Linked DNA regions of Homo sapiens: region 1 is linked to region 2. Evidence: chromatin loops called from intact Hi-C (ENCODE). Cell type or tissue: B cell. All regions are shown on one strand. Region 1 has its middle 5.7 kb from the start of LINC02575. Region 2 overlaps TRPM2 (transient receptor potential cation channel subfamily M member 2).

What was found. A loop is a pair of places that touch in the nucleus more often than their neighbours do. Peaks named below come from ENCODE experiments on the same cell type or tissue, not always from the same donor. Only the 100,000 strongest peaks of a DNase experiment are listed, where the experiment ranks them.
Region 1: a loop joins it to region 2, with 4 times the contacts of the local background. A loop is called at or near these places in 8 of 110 quality-filtered maps.

What each region holds. Positions count from the first base shown.
Region 1 is chr21:44,478,603-44,481,102 of GRCh38, reverse strand. No RefSeq gene overlaps it. Among named protein-coding and RNA genes, the nearest start is that of LINC02575, 5.7 kb to the left of the region's middle. RefSeq lists an enhancer at 1,324-1,403. In B cell, CTCF peaks have their summits at 1,084 and 1,284 (motif pointing right); a DNase peak (open chromatin) is centred at 1,292.
Region 2 is chr21:44,359,475-44,361,974 of GRCh38, reverse strand. The region is part of intron 2 of TRPM2 (transient receptor potential cation channel subfamily M member 2); the gene reads right to left. Among named protein-coding and RNA genes, the nearest start is that of TRPM2, 7.1 kb to the right of the region's middle. In B cell, CTCF peaks have their summits at 1,241 and 1,452; a DNase peak (open chromatin) is centred at 1,604; H3K4me3 peaks cover 346 bases; H3K27ac peaks cover 331 bases.

The sequences.
Region 1 (2,500 bases), 120 kb before region 2:
TGATTTTTCCAGAGCCTCCTTCAGGCCAGTAGGTAACCAGGAGCCCTGAGAGGGCTGGTGGGTGCTGACCTGTCACAGCCTCCTCAGGGAGCCAGAAAAGCAGGGCCAAGGGGCCAGGCCAGAGAACCTGTGAGCATGAGGAGCCCCAGAGGCCAGGAGAGCCCAGGGAATTCCATGACCTCAGAGGCCGCCCCCATCGCCCCTGCATGCGCGTGGAGCATGGGGATGTGCCAAGCCCAGCCCAGCCTGCAGCAGAGACCCCCACCCCCACACATCCCTGCTGTCGCCATCCCTGAGGCCTGGCCCTGCCCTTGCCTCTCCTTGGCCGGCCCTGGGCAGCCAGGGGCTCCAGTGTGTCTGGCCTGGAGTTGCTGGCCTCAGGAGAGGTGGGGCCGAGGATGCCACATAAACATGCAGGGTGCCTGGTGAAATCTGAATTTCAGATAAACAATGAATACATTTTTTAGTGTAAGTATATCCCAAATGTTACACGGGACGTACTTACACTGAAAGACAGCTATCGATCTGAAATCCAGATGTAACTGGCCAGCCTGCATTTTTATCAGCTCCATCTGCCAACCCCACCCATGGAGGAGCAGCCACACCTCTCAGGGCTGGGGTGCTCAGATTTCACTGGGGTTGCAGGTGGGGCCTGCGGGGCCAGGAAGGATAGGGGTGACTGGAGGAAGTGCAGAGACCATCAGGGACCTGGCCGGGCCTGTGGGGAGGCAGCTTCAGGCAGGGCAGGCTGGTCATCCTGGGGTACACCTGCTGGCAGAGCCCCCGGAAGTACCCTCAGAGGCAAGGTGGCCAGACGGGGAGAAGGGGAGAAACCACCCAGGTCAGGCGCGCTGTGGGGACCTCTGAGAGCCCCACCTGATAGCTGTGATGGTTAACTTCATGGGTCAATTTGGCGTGTGTTTTTGGATGAGATTAATTTTTAAATCTGTGAACTTCGGGTAAAGCAGGTGGGTGGGCCTCATCTGTGGGCGGCAAGCCACCCAGGCGCCAAGGCAAGAGACAGAGGACACGAGCTGTTCCAGTATAATAAAATATAAAACAAGAATAGTTGTACCAGATATAGATCTTAGATATGATTATACATGAATATCATTAATCATTAGTTTGTAGCAATTACTTTTTATTCCAATATTATAATAATCCTCGCTCTATAATCATAGCCTAGGAAAAACCAGGCCATACAGAGATAGGAGCTGAGGGGACACAGTGAAGTGTGACCGGAAGACAGGAGTGTGAGCCTTCTGTTATGCCCGGACAGGGCCACCAGAGGGCTCCTTGGTCTAGCGGTGACGCCAGCGTCTGGGAAGATGCCTGTTACCAGGTGGACCGTGGTCCAGCGGTAGCAAAAGGTGTCAAGGAACAACACCCGCTACTTAGCAGACCGGGAAAGCGGCAGGGGGGCGGGGTGGTCTCCCTTTCCCCGGGGGAGTTTAGAGAAGACTCTGCTCCTCCACCTCTTGTGGAGGGCCTGACATGAGTCAGACTCGCCCACAGTTATCCGGAGGCCTAACCGTCTCCCTGTGATGCTGTGCTTCAGTGGTCATGCTCCTAGTCTGCCTTCATGTTCCATCCTGTACACCTGGCTCTGCCTTCTAGATAGCAGTAGTCAATTAGTGAAAGTACTAATAGTCCCTGATATGCAGAAATAATGGCGTAAGCTGTCTTTCTCTCTGTCTCCTCTCCTTCTCTGCCTCGGCTGCCAGGCAGGGAAGGGCCCCCCATCCAGTGGACACGTGACCCACATGACCTTACCTATCATTGGAGGTGACTCACATTCTTTACCCTGCCCCTTCTGCCTTGTATCCAATAAATAACAGCGCAGCCTGGCATTCGGGGCCACTACTGGTCTCTGTGCATTGGTGGTAGTGGTCCCCCGGGCCCAGCTGCCTTTTCTCTTATCTCTTTGTCTTGTGTCTTTATTTCTACACTCTCTCGTCGCTGCACACAGGGAGAGACCCACCAACCCTGTGGGGCTGGTCCCTACACTCCTCCAATCAGTTGAAGGCCAAAATAGAGTAAGAAGGCTGGCCCCCCTGGGCCAGAAGGCCTTCTCCTGCAGCCTGCCTTTGGGCTTGGCCTGCACCATGGGCTCTTCTGGGTCCTGAGCCTGCCCGCCCACACCGCACAGGAGCCAATGCCTCGTGCAAAGTCTCTGCTCCTCTCCACACATCCTAGTGGCTCTGTTTCCTTGCTGAGCCCTGATGAATGCAAGGCCCAAAGAGGCAACAGTCCCACACAGGAGTCAGGACATCTTGTGTTTAGTCCCACTGGCCAGTTCCCCATCCCTGTGCCTCAGTTTACCCATGAGGGAGGAGTGAATGGGGCATCCTCCCTGAGCACCTGAAGCTACACAGCTGTGCTCCGTGGAGGGACCTGGACATCCACGCACTTCCTCCCTGTGCTGTGGGTGTCACTGGGCCTCTGATTGCGTCAGGAGCTGGCGCCAGGGAGGAAGGAGGCAGACAAGGTGCTGCCAGCA
Region 2 (2,500 bases):
CACTTTGGGAGGCCAAGGTGGGCAGATTGCTTGAGCTCAGGAGCTTGAGACCAGCCTGGCCAACATGGCCAAACCTTGTCTCTACCAAAAATACAAAAATTAACCGGGCATGGTGGTGCATGTCTGTAGTCCCAGCTATTCAGGAGACTGAGGTGGGAGGATCACCTGAGCCCAGCGAGGTGGAGGGTGTAATGAGCCGAGATCGTGCCACTGTACTCCAGCCTGGGCAACAGAGTGAGACTCTGTCTCCAAAAAACAAAAATAGTATGAATAATCAAAATAGAATTCTAAAAAATGTTCAAGTAACCCACAAGAAGGCAAAAAAAAAACACAGAACAAACAGAAAACAAAAAATAAAATGGCAGACATAAGCCCTAACATACCAATAATTACACTAAATATAAATTTTCTAAATATGACAATTAAAAAACAGATTGACAGAATGTATTTAAAAAAATAGGACCCAATTATTTGACGTCTACCAAAATCTCACTTGAAGTGTAATGACACAGGCAAGGCGAAAGGGAAAGGAATATTCAGCAGTTAAATAATGTTGACACAACGCCGAGTGTGGTAGCTCACACCTGTAATCCCAGCACTGTGGGAGGCCAAGGCGAGTGGATCATTTGAGGTCAGGAGTTCAAAGCCATCCTGGACAACATGGTGAAGCCCTGTCTCTACTGAAAATACAAAAATTAGCCAGGCGTGGTGGCGCATGCCTGTAGTCCCAGCTACTCCCAGTTGCCGGGAGGCGGAGGTTGCAGTAAGCTGAGATCGTGCCATTGCACTCCAGAGAATGAGACTCCATATCAAAAATAATAATAATAATAATATTGACACAAGCAGCAACTTGGATGGATATCAAGTGCGCTGTGCTGAGGGAAAAAGACACGGGTCATGTAGCGTATGATTCCATTGACGTAACATCCTTGAAATGACACAATGATAGGCATGAAGAAAGACTGGTGGTTGCAGGGATCAGGGATGATGGGGGAGAAGGTGAGCTGACCATACGGAGGAAGTACAGGAAGAGCTCGGTGGAGATGGACAGTGCTGTATCTTGACCACGGTGGTAGTTACACAAATACACATGTGAAAAATGACATAAGGCCAAGAGCGGTGGCTCACACCTGTAATCCCAGCACTTTGGGAGGCCGAGGCAGGCAGATCAGTTGAGGTCCCGAGTCCGAGACCAGCCTGACCAACATGGTGAAACCCCATCTCTACTAAAAATATAAACATTAGCTGGGCGTGGTAGTGCTCACCTGTAGTCCCAGCTACTCAGGAGGCTGAGGCAGGAGAATTGCTTGAACCCAGGAGGCGGAGATTGCAGTGAGCTGGTGTGGTGCCACTGCACTCCAGCCTGGGCAGCAGAGCAAAACTCCATCTCAAAAAAAAAAAAAAAAGACATAAAACTAAACACATGCATTCTACCAGCTTTAATTCCTGGCTTGGGTACTGTACTACAGTTATGCAGAATGTAGCCACAGGGGGAACCGTGGGGCCCTTCTGCAGTATCTTTGGAACTTCTGTACATCTGTAATTATTTCAAAATAAAAAGTTAAAAGCACACACAAATGGAGGCTCCAAGCAGACGACATGGGGCTAGCACCTCGCCCAAGGTCTCCCACCTCCTCCCCTCGCCTGGGGACGGCAGGAGCTGCCCGAGTCGCCAGCCTTCAGGACCTGCTACTCTGCCTCCTCCCCTTCCTCTGGCAAGAATGCGGCAATCTCTTTCTTCAACTGCTAACTTCCCTCTTTTTTCTTTGTGGGTTGAAGTCTTTTTTTGCTTTACTGCAATTCATTGGTGTTTCAGGGCAAGAAGAGATAAATTTATGTGTTCTTTGTAACTTGTTTAATTGGAAATCCACCATATTTTTAGATTCCAATTTTTTGCTGGTAACAAATAACCTAGAAAAGTTCAGATGAGGCTGGGCATGGTGCCTCATGCCTGTAATCCCAGCACTTTGGGAGGCTGAGGTGGGCGGGTCACAACATCAAGAGTTCGAGACCAGCCTGGCTAATATGGTGAAACCCTGTCTCTACTAAAAATACAAAAATTAGCCAGGTGTGATGGTGCACAGCTGTAGTCCCCGCTACTCAGGAGGCTGAGGCAGGAGAATCGCTTGAGCCCGGGAGGTGGAGGTTGCAGTGAGCCAAGATCAGGCCATTGCACTCCAGCCTGGGTGACAGAGCAAGACTCCGTCTCAAAAAAAATATATATATATATACATATATATGTGTATATATATACACAGATGAGACAGGAAAAAAATGGACCAATCAGTGCTCTGTAAAATGGACCAATCAGCGCTCTGTAAAATGGACCAATCAGCAGGACATGGGCGGGGACAAATAAGGGAATTAAAAAAAAACAAACAAAAAAACTCTAAAACCAGATGAAACCTGAACCAGATGGCACAGGGGAAAGACCACTGAGCAGTGAGAAAGGAAACAGGTTTCCCCGCCACGTATTGACTGTGTGATCTCGGATGTTTCT